Linked DNA regions of Homo sapiens: region 1 is linked to region 2. Evidence: read pairs that join two places in POLR2A ChIA-PET (ENCODE). Cell type or tissue: GM12878. All regions are shown on one strand. Links, peaks and the distances in the headings refer to the core of each region. The heading gives the core; the rest is flanking DNA. Region 1 overlaps RANBP10 (RAN binding protein 10). Region 2 overlaps DUS2 (dihydrouridine synthase 2).

Region 1 (8,253 bases), core at 2,602-6,601, 300 kb before region 2:
GGTAGTGCTTTACAGAGCAATGCACGATTGTTCCACAGGGAGAACCCAGTCTGCACCAAAGACCAGGACATGGTAAAGCCAAGTTGGATCTACATAGGATCATCAATCAAGACTGCTCAAACGAGCTTGTTCTCTGGGTCTCAAAATTCATTACCTTCCCCGCATACATTCACATTGGCCTCCCAAACCACACAAAGCTGGGAGTAATGATGTGTGAGGCCCCCAGAGACCCCCTCACTCCTCCCACTCTTTGAAGAGTGGGGCTTATTCTCTTTGAACCCTGACTTAGTTGTGATCTCATTGGAGTATGCAACCTGGGCTCCTGTGGGGCTGCTCCCTGTGTCATTGACACCTGGAGGTAGAATGGCACCCAAATGTGGGTGTCAGCTTCCTCTGGCTGCTCTCCCCTTAGACAATCCACTCAGATTCTCAAGTTGAGGCAGAGGCTCCCAGGCCATCTACTAATAAATACCATCTTACCTTTGCACTTGGGACTTTTTAAGTTAATGCTGGAATGAGTTAAGACTCTGGGGGACTAGTGGGAAGGGATGATTGTATTCTGCAATGTGAGAAAGACATGAAATTTGGGGGGCCAGGGTAGAATGATATGGTTTCGATGTTTGTCCTCTCCAAATCTCATGTAGACATGTAATACCCAATGCTGGAGGTGGGGCCTGGTGGCAGGTGTTAAGATCATGGGGATAGATCCTTCATGAATGTCTTGGGGCAGTCCTCACAGTAATGAACGAGTTCTTGCTCTATGTTCCTGCGAGATCTGGTTGTTTAAAAGAGTATAGCACCTCCCCCCAACTTGTTCCCGTTGTTGCCATGTGACATGCTGGCTCCTAGTCAACATCCACTATGACTGTAAGCTTCTCCAGGCCTTTGCCGGCACCATGCTTCCTGTAAAGCCTGTAGAATTGTGAGCCAATTAAACCTCTTTTCTTTATAAACCTTCTTTTCTTTACCCTGTCTCAGGTATTTCTTTATAGTAATATAAAAAAGGCTAATACACTGCCCCTGCCAGTCCTTTATTGGCAGTAAATGCCCTTTTGCCTTTCTCTGGGTTGCTGCACCACTATATTTGGGGGAGCAGCCTCTACTACCAAAATAAAGGGTCAGGCAGGGAGGGAAGGCTCTGACCTACTCACCTGCCTCTGAAATCAGCTATCCCAATCATGCTGGGCAGGAACAAGGAAAGGAAACAACCCAGCATATGGCCCTGATAACGTGGCCCACATGGCTTAGGGAAAAAGGTAGAGAAGGGAAAGGAGCAAAGCAAAAGGAACAGCACTTCAAAGAGGGAGTTTCATAGTTCGAAGGGAACTTGTCTTCTGCTTTGTTTTAAGCAGCATTTGAGACAGAGTTGGATCCTTAAAGGTCAAAGACATGAACCAATATAGCCTGTAGCTGGACAGGACTGCTCAGTCATTCCCAGAAACACACAAACTGCCTGCCTCCTCCTGCCAGAGGGGCTAGCTTCAAGGACCATCAGGAGCAGAAGCTGTCTTAGCCTGCTGGCAGAATTCCCATTAGATTAAAACTTGCACATTTTTCCAGAAAAACTGCAGCCCAAATAATCAGCTTCCTGACTTTACATGGCAGAGGCTGCCAAAAGTCAGTCTCCATTCCTTCAGTACCTCAGCTGACCAAGCAGCAAACGACCCCAGCTGCCCTGCAGTCAGCAGTCCAACAGGCACAAGTGCAACAGTCAGGGCTTTCCCTGATTTAGACAACAGCCACTCACCATGCCCTGTTCAGAGGGGCCTGGGGCTATGCCCAACACCACATGTCATCCCATCCCCAGCACATAGGCTTCCTGACACTAGGTAAGGGTTTATGTTTGGAGCACATGTGCAAACGGGGAGGTCAAAGGTCACTCAAGAAGAGTTATGCTTGGTCGCTGCAACAGGGCTCTGGTTCCACAACATTCTATGGGAATGGGGAATCACTAAAGCACCTGTGCTCAAAACACAACTTGCTTAGGCCTCCCCACAGGAGACGCCTCTCCCTTCTCCAGCAGCTAGCCCTCAACACCTTCCTACAGACTCTGCTCCACAGGTAAGATGGTGTTTATTAGTGGATGGCTCGGGAGCCTCTGTACAAACCCCTGCCTCGACTTGAGAATCTGAGTGGACTGTCTAAGGGGAGAGCAGCCAGAGGAAGCTGACACCCACATTTGGGCACCATTCCACCTCTAGGTGTCAATGACACAGGGAGCAGCCCCACAGGAGCCCAGGTTGCATATTCCAATGAGGTCACAGCTGAGTCAGGGTTCAAGGCGAATAAGCCCCCACTCTTCAAATACTGGGTGACATTAAGTCTTTTCCAAAAGCATGGTGTTTTAAAGCTACCAAAAGATGCACTCTTCTATCTTCCAGAAACTCTTCATAAACTTAAAGACTATCATCCAACCAATCTGAGAGAAACAAAGCAGACCCTGTGAATACACTAAAAAACACGAATTGTACACTTTAAATGGTGACTTGTATAGCATGTTAAATTACATGTCAATAACACTCAAGAAAGTAGGAATAAAAGGAAACTACCTTAACACAACAAAGGTCATATATGAAAAACCTGGCTGGGCACAGTGGCTCACACCTGTAATCCCAGCATCTTGGGAGGCTGAGGCGGGTGGATCACTTGAGGTCAGGAGTTCGAGACCAGCCTGGCCAACATGGTGAAACACCGTCTCTACTAAAAATACAAAAATTAGCAGGGTGTGGTGGCACACGCCTGTAATCCCAGCTACCAGGGAGCTGAAGCAGGAGAATCGCTTGAACCCTAGAGGCCGAGGTTGCAGTGAGCCAAGATCAGGCCACTGCATTCCAGTCTGGGTGACAAAGAGAGACTCCGCTTCGAAAAATAAATTTAAAAAAACCCCACAGCTAACATCATACTCAATGGTGGAAGACTGAAAGCCTTTCATCTAAGATGCCTGCTTTCACCACTTCTATTCAAGACAGTATTGGGAGTTCTAGATGATGCAATCAGACAAGAAAAAGGAATGAAAGGCATCCAAATTGGAAAGGAAAACTATCTCTGTTCACAGATGACATGTTCCCATACGTAGAAAACCTTGCCAGGTGTGGTGGCTCATGCCTGTAATCCCAGAACTTTGGGAGGCTGAAGCAGGAAGATCGCTTGAGCCCAAGAGTTCGAGACCAGCCTAGGCAACACGGCAATATCCTGTCTCTACAAAAAATTAGGTGGGCATGGTGAAGTGCACCTGTAATTCCAGCTGCTTAGAAGACTGAGGTGGGAAGATCACCTGAGCCCAGGAGATCAAGACTGCAGTAAGCAAGATTGTGCCACTGGGTGACAGAGTGAGACTCCGTCTAAAAAAAAAAAAAAAAAAAAAAACTGGAAAGAAAAGAAAGGGAAACTCTAAAGATTGCACAAAACAAAAAACTTGCCGGGCGCGGTGGCTCACACCTGTAATCCCAGCTCTTTGGGAGGCCCAGGCGAGCGGATCACAAGGTCAGGAGATCAAGACCATCCTGGCCAACACGGTGAAACCCCGTCTCTACTAAAAATACAAAAAATTAGCCAGGCATGGTGGTGGGTGCCTGTAGTCCCAGCTACTCAGGAGGCTGAGGCAGGAGAATGGCATGAACCTGGGAGGCGGAGCTTGCAGTGAGCCGAGATCACACCACTGCACTCCAGCCTGAGAGACAGAGCAAGACTCCATCTCAAAAAAAAAAAAATTAGAATTGGCCAGATGCAGGGCTGGGTGTGGTAGCTCACACCTGTAATCCCAGCACTTTGGGAGGCTGAGGTCGGCGGATCACCTGAGGTCAGGAGGTTCAAGACCAGCCTGACCAACATGGTAAAAACCAATCTCTAATAAAATACAAAAAAATTAGCCGGGTGTGGTGGAACATGGCTGTAAACCCAGCTACTTGGGAGGGTGAGGCAGGAGAATCGCTTAAACCTGGGAGACAGAGGTTGCTTTGAGCTGAGATCAGGCCACTGCACTCCAGCCCGGACAACAGACACGGACTCCATCTCAAAAAAAAAAAAAAAAAAAAAAAAAGAATTGGCCAGGTGTGGTGGCTCATGCCTGTAATCCCAGCACTTTGGGAGCTAAGACAGGCAGATCACCTGAGGTCAGGAGTTCAAGATCAGCCTGGCCAACATGGTGAAACCCTGTCTCTGTTAAAAATACAAAAATTAGCCGGGCGTGGTGGTGGGCACCTGTAATCCCAGCTACTTGGGAGGCCAAGGCAGGAGAATCACATGAACCTGGGGGCAGAAGTGGCAATAAGCTGAGATCGAGCCACTGCACTCCAGCCTGGGTGACAGAGCAAGACTTTGTCTCAAAAAAAAAAAGAAAAAGAAAAAGAAAAAAAAAAAGAACTAATAAGTTACTCTATTTCTCACTTTTCAGTTGTATTGCTACACACTTATAATGAACAATCAAAAAAAAATTGAGAAAACAATTCCATTTCCAATAGCATCAAAAGAATAAAATACTTAAGCTGGGCACGGTGGCTCACGCCTGTAATCCTAGCACTTTAGGAGGCTGAGGCAGGTGGATCACGAGGTCAGGAGTTCAAGACCAGCCTGACCAACATGGTGAAAACCCATCTCTACTAAAAATACAAAAATTAGCCGGGCGTGGTGGTGCATGCCTGTAATCCCAGCTATTCGGGAGGCTGAGGCAGGAGAATTGCAGGAACCCGGGAGGTGGAAGTTGCAGTGAGCCAATACCGCAGCATTGCACTCTAGCCTGGGGTACAAGAGCGAAACTCCGTCCCCCACCCAAAAAAAAGAAAAAAAATACTTAAAAGTAAATAAAGTAGGCTGGGCGCGGTGGCTCACGCCTATAATCCCAGCACTTTGGGAGGCTGAGGCGGGCAGATCACAAGGTCAGGAGATTGAGACCATCCTGACTAACATGGTAAAACCCCGTCTCTACTAAAAATACAAAAATTTAGCCGGGCATGGTGGCGGGGGCCTGTAGTCCCAGCTACGGGGGAGGCTGAGGCAGGAGAATGGCGTGAACCCAGGAGGCTGAGCTTGCAGTGAGCCGAGATCGCGCCACTGCACTCCAGCCTGGGCGACAAAGCGAGACTCCATCTCAAAACAAAACGAAAAAAAAAGTAAAAAAACTTAACCAAGGAGGCTAAAGACACTAAAAACTATAAAATGTTGATGAAGGAAATTACAGACACAAATAAATGGAAAGACATCCTCTGTTCACTGATTAGAAGACTCACTATTGTTAAGATGTCAATACTACCCAAAGTGATATACAGATTCAAGGCCATCCCTATCAAAATCCCAATGATGTTTTCCACAGAAATAGAAAAATCCATATGGAATCTCAAGGGACAGAAACAGTCAAAACAATCTTAAAAAGAACAAAGTTGGAGGGCTTACACTTTCTGATTTCAAAACTTACTACAAAGCTACAATAATAAATCAGTTTAAGACTCGCATAAAGACAGACCTACAGTCCAAGGAATAGAATAGAGATCCCAGAAATAAACCCTCACATGTATAGTCAACTGATTTCAACAAGGATGCTAAGACCATTAGATGGGGAAATGACAGTTTTTTCAACAAATAACGCTGGGACATCTGGATAATCACAAACAAAAGAACAAAGTTTGGCCAGGTGCGGTGGCTCACGCCTGTAATCCCAGCACTTCAGGAGGCCAAAGTGGGTGGATCACCTGAGGTCGGGAGTTCAAGACCAGCCTGACCTATGTGGAGAAACCCCGTCGCTACTAAAAATACAAAACTAGCTGGGCATAGTGGCGCATGCCTGTAATCACAGCTACTTGAGAGGCTGAAGCAGGAGAATCGCTTGAACCCAGGAGGCGGAGGTTGCAGTAAGCCAAGATCGCGCCACTGCACTCCAGCCCAGGCACCAAGAGCGAAACTCTGTCTAAAATAAAAAAAAAAAGAAGTTTTTTGCTTATATTACACCATATATAAAAATCAACTCAAAATGGATCAAAGACCTAATCATAAGAGCTAAAACTTCAACTCTCAGGAAAAGACATAGCAAGCTTCATGACATTGGATTTGGCAATAATTTCTTGGACAAAAGCACAGGCAACAAGAGAAAACATAGATAAAGTAAACTTCATCAAACTTTAAAACTTTTAGCTAGGAATGGTGATGTGCACCTGTAGTTCCAGCAATGTGGGAGGCTGAGGCAGGAGGATCGCTTGAGCCCAGGAGTTTGGGACTAGCCTGGGCGACACAGCAAAACCCCATCTCTAAAAAATGAGAGTGGCAAAGGCCTTGAGATGTTTCCCTAAAGAAGGTGTACATGTGGCCAGCAAGCACCTGAAAAGATGCTCACCATCACTATCGTTACGGAAATGCAAATCAAAACTACAGTGAGGGCAGGCACAGTGGCTCATGCCTATAATCCTAGCACTTTGGGAGGCCGAGGCAGATGGACTGCTTGAGCTCAGGAGTTCAAGACCAGCCTGAGCAACATGGCAAAACCCCATCTCTACAAAAAATATAAAAATCAGCTGGGCGTGGTGGTGCTTTTCTGTAGTCTCAGCTACTTGAGAGGCTGAGATGGGAGCACAGCTTGAGGCCCAGGAAGTTGAGGCTGCAGTGCCTCCCGCCATTGCACTCCAGAGCCTGGGTGACAAAGTGAGACACTGTCTCAAAATAAAAATAAAATAAAAATAGTCTGGGCGCAGTGGCTCATGCCTGTAATCCCAGCACTTTGGGAGGCCAAGGAGGGCTGATTGTTTGAGACCAGGAGTTCGAGATCAGCCTGGGCAAAATGGTGAAACCCTGTTTCCACCAAAAATACAAAAATTAACCAGACATGGTAGTGCACACCTGTAGTCCCAGCTACTCAGGAGGCTGAGGTGGGAGGATGGCTTGAGCCTGGGGTGGGTGGAGGTTGCAGTGAGCCGAGATGGCACTACTGCACTCCAGCCTGGGTGACAGAGCCAGACCTTGTCTCAAAGAAAAAAAAAAAAAAACACAGCGAGATACCACTTTGTACCCTTTGAGCTGCCAAGAATGAGACAAAAATAAATAAGGAAAGGGCATAACAAAAACCTCAAACTCATTCTCCTGTACACATACTGCAGTATCTTTGCATCTATGGAACAGGAAGAATCCCCATAGGAGGCCACTGACACTACCCTTCCTCTATTGATCTCTGCAGGCACCTGAATATGGCTGAGTTATTAGGAGCTCTTGGGTCCTTGCTAACGTTGAGTAATTCAGTAAAAACAGGTGTGATAAATTTCTTTTCATAGAGGTTCTTCCAGTCATTCATGTCATCAACAAAAATGCCCTGTACCCAGTATGATGCTGGGGACATAAGGGTGGGGGCCTGGGCTCAATCCTTGCCCTCCAACAGTTCTAATGTCAAGTCAGGGCAAGCCAGAGAGTCAAGGTGTGCTGACTCAAAATGGGGAATTCCCTCAGGAAGTGAAGGCTGAGCCAAGGCCTGGTAAAGTAAATGACAGGAGAAAGAGGATCATGGTCCACTCAAAAACAGCAGAATGTGGGCCAGGCACGGTGGCTCACGCCAGTAATCCCAGCACTTTGGGAGGCCAAGGCAGGTGGATCACGAGGTCAAGAGATCCAGACTATCCTGGCCAACATAGTGAAACCCCATCTCTACTAAAAATAAAAAAATTAGCCGGGCGTGGTGGCGGGTGCCTGTAGTCCCAGCTACTCGTGAGGCTGAGGCAGGACAATCACTTGAACCCGGGAGGCGGAGAATGCAGTGAGCCGAGATTGCGCCATTGCACTCCAGCCTGGCAACAAAGCTAGACTCCGTCTCAAAAAACAAACAAACAAACAAAAAAACACAGCAGAATGTGAAAAGGCATAGAGGCAAGAAAGCAGCCACGTGGTTGGGGAACTAAGAGAAGTTTAGTATGACTGGGTTACAGTCTGGGCAGACCTAGAAAGACAGACAGCTGGATCTGGAAATGGGCTGTGCATGCACAGCCTGCATGCTAGCTTAAGGAGTCTGAACTTCATGAGAGGTAAATGGGAAGCCACAGAAGGGGCTAAGCTGGGGATGGTGGCTTCAGCCTATAATCCCAGCTACTTGGGAGGCCAAGGCGGGAAGATCATTGGAAGCCAGGAGTGCAAGACCAGCCTAGACAACATAACAAGACCACCTCTGTCTCTAAAAAAAAGAAAGGGTACAGCTGATCAAACAGCTGATATTTGAAAAATGGATTGAAGAACCAAAACTGGACACTTCCAGAGTCATTCCCATGGAAGATGACAAGGGTGGGACAG
Region 2 (8,253 bases), core at 1,616-5,615:
TAATCATGACTCACTGCAGTCTTGACCTCCTGGGCTCAAGTGATCCTCCTGCTTCAGCCTCCCAAGTAGTTGGGACTACAGGCATGTGCCACAACACTCAGCTAATTTTTTATTTTTTTAATAGAGATGAGGTCTCCCTATGTTGCCCAGGCTGGGAATGGCCTTTTCTAAACCAGTTTCTTCTCATTGAGAGGTTGATGGTAGTGCCAAGGGCATATCCCTATAAAAGAAAATGAAGAGTTCACTTGCCTTATCTCTTTGGCACAACCCTGGAACTCTGTGGGACTCTGATCAGCTGCACATGTCTGCAGGGAGAGACAGTGAGTGGTCCTCAAATTCTTCAGTGAATTGGGTCTGAACAGAGGGTGCAGTCTTTGCCCAGAGCAGAGTTCCACCCTCCTCTTCAGTCCTAGGGTTCATACCTGCCTAGGAGTGCCTGTGGCTGCCATGGTATGTGAGTGTTTCCATGGCTGTGCAAGCTAGGATGGTAAGATGCCCTGAGGTCTGCGTCCAGAGCTGGGCAGCCTTTGTCCTATTTCCTGTTCAATGCTGCAGCCCTCACTCCCTGGTTCTGGTGTCCTGCTGGGCAAGTTGGTGACCACCAGCTCTCCAATGGTCTGGGATAGCTCCATGGCAAGGGAGGGCTTGCCCCAGCCCAGGTCAGCTATCCAGCTTTTTGGCCAGCTGGCAAGTCTGGCCAAGAAGACGTGCTGAACAGTGCTGAGCTTGCTCACTGGGTGAAAGGTGATATTATCATTCCTGCTGAGCCATCTCTTGGCAGCTCCTCAAGAGGGTGTGCTATCACAGAGAAAGGGAGCGGCTTTCAAGCATAGGCAGGGCTGCTTCTGGTCCAGCCAGGTGCCTTCTTCCCAGACAAGCTGAGTCAAGGACTTGCCACCAGCCGGGGCGCCCCGACTTACTTCCCACTTTGTCCTGAGCGTGCCGTGGCACTTTCCCAGCCACTGAAGTCATAGGCCCACGTGGAGTTACTAGAGCAGCATAGGGGGTGGGGGATGGGAGGGTGTCCTGGAGGGCTGGGGAAGGCCACCTTCACCCAATACTGCTCTCCTGCCCTACCTCTAGCCAGCCGACTTCCACTGGGTGTCCCAGGCAGTCAGTCATCTTGCCTCCCTGAGCCTTCATTTCACGGTCTGTGGAGTGATGGTGACAGTTGCACCTCACACTTGTATAGATAAATGTAGTCATGAGTAACCCATGTGAACTAAATGATGCTGTGTTTTACCCACGTAGGGGGAAGTTAGAGGCTATTCAAGATGTGGGAAGGGAAGGTGCCCATTCTGGTTAGAAGGAATAGAAGAATCTCACCCCTTTCCTGGCACTGGACCTGCCATGCCAGAATTTGGTGTGTTTCCCCTCCCTTCCCTGGAAGATACTTGGCAGTAGGTCCTCTGTGGTGGCTGAAGCAGGAAGGGGCTCCCGCACTTCGAGACCTCAGTCAGGCTGTCCAGGAGAATGTGTTTCTGACCGTGGTCCTTGGCTGTGACCCTCAAGCTTTGTACCACTAGCTGGAAGAGTAGATGACCAAGGTCGAAGTGGCTTTTTAATTTATTTTTATTTTTATTTTTAATTTTAGATAGGGTCTCAGTCTGTTGCCCAGGCTGGAGTGCAGTGGCATGATCATAGCTCACTACAGCCACAACTCCTGGGTGCAAGCAATCCTCTTGCCTTAGCCTCCCTAGTAGCTATGGCTACAGGTGTGTGCCAACATGCCTGGCTAATTTTCTTTTTCTTTTTTTTTTTTTTTTTGAGACAGAGTTTTGCTGTTGTCGCCCAGGCTGGAGTGCAGTGGCACGATCTTGGCTCACCGCAACCTTCGCCTCCAGGGTTCAAGCGATTCTCTTGCCTCAGCCTCCCGAGTAGCTGGGATTACAGGCACCCGCCACCACGCCCAGCTAATTTTGTATTTTTAGTAGAGACGGGGCTTCACCATGTTGGTCAGGCTGGTCTTGAACTCCTGACCTCAGGTGATCCGCCCGCCTTGGCCTCCCAAGGTGCTGTGATTACAGGCGTGAGCCACCGTGCCCAGCCGATAATTTTCTTTTTTTTAATTTTTGTAGAGTTGAGTCTTACGTTGCCCAGGCTGCTCTTGAACTCCTAGCCTCAAGCAGTCCTCCTGCATTGGCCTCTCAGAGTGCTGGGATTACAGATGTGAGCCACTGCTCCTGGCCAGTGGTGGTTCTTCTTATGGGGGTCACATTGCCTTGGCTACACATACATCTCTGGTGCCTTCTTGGAGCTCCTTTCCCTGCCATCAGAGCATAGCCCAGGCCTTAGAGCCTGCCTGGGCATCAGGCAAGTCATTTCTTTTCTCAGGCGGTGCAGTATGACAACCACTACACCAACACCAAGTACTGCTTGTGCCAGATGCTACGAGAACAGCTGGAGTCGCCCCAGGGAAGGTTGCTCCATGCTGCCCAGTCTTCCCGGGAAATTTGGTAAGAGGCACAATAAGATGTCCATCTGTCCTTGTACGCATTGCCCAAGTTTGACTTTGAGCCCTAAGCTGACTCCACCAGGGGACCAGGGACACAGCTTCTGGATGTAGATGTAGAGGAGTGGAGTGATGGTACAGCTTTGCCTCCCAGGAGGGGATTCTTTGAAAGCTTTGAAACGTCCCATCCCTGGACGGATCAGCAGAGCTCTGGGAACTAGGGTACTAGAAGGATAGAGGAATGCAAAGGAAGGGGATTTTCCATAAATGGGATAGTCACAGGCCAGGCCCCCAGGAACCAGTGGTCAGGAGAATTGGGCTGTAGCATGGAGCCTCTACCTTGAGCCTGCACTCACATCCATCACCCTGCAGTTTGAGAGACCACCTGTTGATTCTCTAGATCAGGTGCAGCTCTAGCTCAGATGGTTGACAGTTGAGGCCCTTCACAAGCTGGCCTAGCCACTGCCCCCACAGCTCCCTGTCTACCTGTCTGCTTCCAGAACTCCACACCTGTGCTTGTAATGGGTCGTCTGCCTGGAAGGCTCTCTCCCTCTCACGTGAGCTATCTGTAGCCTCCCTCTTACATAGATGCCTTTCTGAACCACTTTTGCCATTGGGGATCTATCTTCGTTTGAGTCTTCCAGCCTTCAAGATGTTTCCTAGAAGGGAAAAACCTTTGCCAGAGCCCTCTTCCCACCCTTGGCTTATGGCATTGGTTCAGTCCCTACCCCACATAACTCTGTAGCTCTGGGTGGTGCCTCAGTGTCAGCTGAGACCCATGTATAACTGCCTGTGGCTGGGCGGGAAGTGGGGAACCACTTAGTGGTCAGGCCTCTGTCTCTTCCTCCCATGGGCCCATGTGCTTGATCAGCATTGGTTAACTCAGTCACGGCTGGCTGGGGATACCATCTGTGTGCTTCCCCTCAGGAGAGAGGCTGCAGGTGGTGGGGGTGACCTTTACAACCTTTGCCACCCAGCCCAGCCTCCCTCCAGTGTCCACGCTTGGGTTCACATTCACTTTCCATCTTCCAGTCCACAGTAATCCCAGGGCTGGGCAGGGGGCACATTCTGATGGCCAGGCCCCGGTGGTGTTTTGGTGTATGTGGTAGAGGAGTTTCTCAGTGGTGGGGCCCTGGGGTCCTGCAGTACCCTGGATGCTGGCTCCGCTAAAGTGTTTGCTCTGATCTGCTTCTTCCTCCCTAGTGAGGCCTTTGGCCTTGGTGCCTTCTATGAGGAGACCACACAGGAGCTGGATGCCCAGCAGGCCAGGCTCTCAGCCAAGACTTCAGAGCAGACAGGGGAGCCAGCTGAAGATACCTCTGGTGTCATTAAGATGGCTGTCAAGTTTGACCGGTAGGTCTCCAGCTTGGCCTCAGCTTGGGCTAGGGCCAGCACCCTTGGGGTCCCACTGGGCCAGCACACTGGCTGCTGTATGTGCTTAATGTCAAACGTAGGGACCACAGGTCTTGTTGGTTTGGAAACTCGTTCTAAATTTTCAGCATCCCATAGAAGGTGCTTTCAGGGGAGATAGTCCCTGAAAGGCTGTCCCAAGGATAACTGAACTCTACTTTTTCCCTGATTTACCGCCTCCCACAACTCAGGGCAGGGGGGACTTGTCTCCTGTTCCTGAAAGTCTGTGCTTTTCCAAGGCCCTGAGGAACTGGCTCCTGGCATGAAGCTCCTCAAACAACAGCAGGACCCTAGCCCTCATTTGGCTCTGCAGCCCCTACCCACACCCAGTGCCCCTCACCAGCTCTGTGGTGCTCTCTCAAGCTGCTTACGCCTCAGATTGTGACTCAGCTTTGAATGGTGCCCTCCTCTGGGATCTGAGCCTTTCTCCAGTCCCCAGGACCAGACAGGAGCCAGTCTTGTCTGGCAGAGGTGTGGAGAGGGGGAGCAGGGTGGTGGGGAATAGCTGTTGGGCAGTCAGATGCCAGGGAGAGTTCCAGTTGGGAAGTTGGAATATGACCCCTCCCACCCTGTCACTGTGTCACCCTGTCACAGGCTGACTCTGAAACCAGATTCCAAGTGTCCATGGCTGCAGCAGATGATCATGACACTTGGCAGGCGGAATCAGGATGGGCGCTGAGCTAGATCCCCGAGACCATTGTCTGGCTACCTCCATTGCCCACCTCCACCCACTCCCTACTAATCTTGTCTTGAGTGGCAAGCTTCCTTCTTGGATGTTGAACATTGTTTTTCCAGTCTGGACCTCAGAGTACTGGGAGTTCATTCCCCCTTCCCTTACAATTTCTTGAGCATGCCAAAATTCATCTTCCCTTTAGGGAGAACCCAGGTCCAAGCTGCTGGTAGGACAAGAATGGGAGCCTAGGGGAGCAAGTACAGAAGCCTTAAGGCAGCAGCTCGGTGTCTCAGTTCCTCTCATTTCTGCAGCTCCTTTCAGGAGCTGAGTAGTGCCCTGGCTGAGGGAGGGAGCGGTGATGGTGGGTGACCCCAACTGCTTCCCTTCCTTTCCCCAGGAGAGCATACCCAGCCCAGATCACCCCTAAGATGTGCCTACTAGAGTGGTGCCGGAGGGAGAAGTTGGCACAGCCTGTGTATGAAACGGTGAGTTCCTGGCTGTGGCCTGCCCTGCAGCCAGTCACAGCACTCCCATGGCTTACACCCTCAACTCTAGATTGCCAGGCTGGAGCCTGGCCTTGACCTCTGTAGGCATGGAGAAGCTGCTGGTGGCCAGGTCAGTTGCTGATAGCCCTCCCCTCTTACAGTGGCCTGTTGTCCAGTTCAGCCAGACATCTCTCTTTTTTTTTTTTTTGAAACAGAGTCTAATTTTTATTTTTTATTTTTTAGAAATGTGGTCTCAGCCGGGCACGGTGGCTCATGCCTGTAATCCCACAACTTTGGGAGGCCGAGGCAGGTGGAACACGAGGTCAGGAGTTCAAGACCAGCCTGGCTAAGATGGTGAAACCCCGTTTTCCTAAAAATACAAAAATTAGCTGGACATGGTGGTGGGCGCCTGTAATCCCAGCTACTTGGGAGGCTGAGGCAGAGAACTGCTTAAACCTGGAGGCAGAGGTTGCAGTTAGCTGAGATCATGCCACTGCACTCCAGCCTGTCTCAAAATAAATAAATAAATAAATAAATGGGGTCTTGCTTTGTTGTCCAGGCAGGCTGGTCTCAAACTCCTGTGCTCAAGTGGTCCTCCTTCCTCAGCCTCCCAAAGTGCTGGGATTATAGGTCATGAGCCTTTTTTAAAAATTTTATTTAATTATTTAATTATTTATTTATTTTTTGAGACGGAGTCTCGCTCTGTTGCCTAGGCTGCAGTGCAGTGGCATGATCTTGGCTCACTGCAACCTCCGCCTCCAGGTTCAAGTGATTCTCCTGTGTCAGCCTCCTGAGTAGCTGGGATTACAGGTGGGTACCACCACACCTGGCTAACTTTTTTGTATTTTCAGTAGGGATGGGGTTTCACCATCTTCACCAGGCTGGTCTCGAACTCCTGACCTCAGATGATCCCCCGACCTCGGCCTCCCAAAGTGCTAGGATTACAGGCGTGAGCCACCGCACTTGGCCCAGACATGTTTTTGGATCAAGCCTCAGCCAATGGGGCACAGAATTGAGCCCCAGATGTGGTGCCCCTGGGGTGGAAACCATGAGATAGGCTTGCTTCACTTCCTTTGGTCCTTGCAGCCATGCCTTCCTTAGGCTGCTCTGCCTCATCTGGACTGGTCTTCTGGCCTCAAGGCTTATACCTTCTGGGGGTTGTGTCTGTGTCCCCACTCCCCCCCACCCCCACCACAGTGACTTTTCCAGAACAAATCTAACTTCTGTCTCCTCAAGTCAGCAGCTCCCCAGTATCTGAAGGATCAAGCCAGCACCTCAGCATAGAGCCTGAGACCCTTCCATGTGCCTCGCTCCTTCCAGTTTCATCCCTGCAGCCCTTTGCTCCAGCCAAGTCACCTGGTCCCTCTGCCACGTGTGCCTTCTCTGCTCCTAGCTTGTCCCTTCTCACCCTTTTGGCATCTGGTGACTCCTCATTTTGGGGACCTGGCCTATCCAGATGTCAGCAGGAGGCTCCATAGTCATGTGCAGCTAAGGGCTCTGCTGCGCTTTGCTTAGGTCTGTGACAGCTCCAGACACTTGAGGTCATTGTGTATTTGTGCCTTTCTCCACTGGGCACTTTTGCTTGGGAGGAGCATGTGATACAGGCAGCCTTCATTTGACTTAGGTTGGAAACACTTCCTTTTATCTGCCTTTGATTTGACCCCAGCAGTTTGGCCTACAGGGCTCATTTCTCTGGCCATGTGATTCCTTTTCTCTTTGTATCAGGTTCAACGCCCTCTAGATCGCCTGTTCTCCTCTATTGTCACCGTTGCTGAACAAAAGTATCAGTCTACCTTGTGGTAAGTTTCCTTATCATAGGAGAGGAGGCTTGGGGTGGGGCGGAGAGTGGGCATTCTGCCCACACATCCAGCATTGTCCTAGGAGGGTTGGGTAGATGGTATATGTGGGCAGTGGCATCCCTGGATGGTGACCCCTTACTCAGTCTTGTCAGAATCTGCCAAGGATGTGTAGAGTCAGGCCTCATAGCCCTGCACCCTGCCCCTCACCTTATTGCCCTCTGTCTGCTCAGGGACAAGTCCAAGAAACTGGCGGAGCAGGCTGCAGCCATCGTCTGTCTGCGGAGCCAGGGCCTCCCTGAGGGTCGGCTGGGTGAGGAGAGCCCTTCCTTGCACAAGCGAAAGAGGGAGGCTCCTGACCAAGACCCTGGGGGCCCCAGAGCTCAGGAGCTAGCACAACCTGGGGATCTGTGCAAGAAGCCCTTTGTGGCCTTGGGAAGTGGTGAAGAAAGCCCCCTGGAAGGCTGGTGACTACTCTTCCTGCCTTAGTCACCCCTCCATGGGCCTGGTGCTAAGGTGGCTGTGGATGCCACAGCATGAACCAGATGCCGTTGAACAGTTTGCTGGTCTTGCCTGGCAGAAGTTAGATGTCCTGGCAGGGGCCATCAGCCTAGAGCATGGACCAGGGGCCGCCCAGGGGTGGATCCTGGCCCCTTTGGTGGATCTGAGTGACAGGGTCAAGTTCTCTTTGAAAACAGGAGCTTTTCAGGTGGTAACTCCCCAACCTGACATTGGTACTGTGCAATAAAGACACCCCCTACCCTCACCCACGGCTGGCTGCTTCAGCCTTGGGCATCTTCATAAATGGGCTTGTGTCCTGGCATGATTCTACTCCCACCCTCTGTGCAGAGCTTGAGCTTTCCAAAGTGGATCTCCTGCCCATCTCTGTGGGTCTGGTAGAGGTGGGGAATGGGGTATCACTGGACTTGGGCCAAGTTAGGAAGGCCCAAGAAGCCCATTCTACTGATGGTACACCTGACACACTGGGCATCAATTGTATGTCCTGATGAGAGGTGATATGGAATCTGGAAGAAAGACTAGGGTAACTGGTGCTGCAGTAAGGGACTAGTCCAGTGGGGTGGGGAGTGTTGGTCTGATCCCCAGAGTCTCCAAGCCTGACAGCTGCCTGGAGTCTCAGACCTGATGAGGTGCCTGCTTTGGACAGTGGGGCACTGGAGGCGGCTGATGACAGCAATTTGGGGCCCTTATGTTTGGCAGATCACACCACACAGTCCCTCCCGTCCCCCGCCTTCCTCATCCCACTTGGGGCGGAAGGAAGTGGCAGATTCTCTTTAATTTCCTCCTGGCAGTGAGAAGCAAACAAACGGCTACCGCATCTCATGGGGCCTCCCCCGCTTACTGGGAGGGGCGTTCTGACCAAAGGTCCCTGCCCTGTCCTGCCCCCGCTTCCTCAGCTGTAAACATGCTGCTTCTCCT

What was found. ChIA-PET counts read pairs that join two places held together with the same protein. Peaks named below come from ENCODE experiments on the same cell type or tissue, not always from the same donor. Only the 100,000 strongest peaks of a DNase experiment are listed, where the experiment ranks them.
Region 1: POLR2A ChIA-PET joins it to region 2 with 7 read pairs; 3 of 35 experiments call an interaction of 5 or more read pairs at or near these places.

Annotation. Positions count from the first base shown.
Region 1 is chr16:67,772,448-67,780,700 of GRCh38, forward strand. All of the region lies in intron 2 of RANBP10 (RAN binding protein 10), which reads right to left. Among named protein-coding and RNA genes, the nearest start is that of RANBP10, 30 kb to the right of the region's middle. In GM12878, for the core only: no CTCF peak of the experiment used is centred there; no DNase peak of the experiment used is centred there.
Region 2 is chr16:68,071,700-68,079,952 of GRCh38, forward strand. It overlaps DUS2 (dihydrouridine synthase 2), which reads left to right. Exons shown (of 17, transcript NM_017803.5): 13 at 2,335-2,456; 14 at 3,656-3,805; 15 at 4,933-5,020; 16 at 6,746-6,819; 17 at 7,050-7,621. The coding sequence ends at 7,287. Among named protein-coding and RNA genes, the nearest start is that of NFATC3, 9.5 kb to the right of the region's middle. RefSeq lists an enhancer at 3,623-3,732. In GM12878, for the core only: no CTCF peak of the experiment used is centred there; a DNase peak (open chromatin) is centred at 3,332; H3K27ac peaks cover 1,700 bases.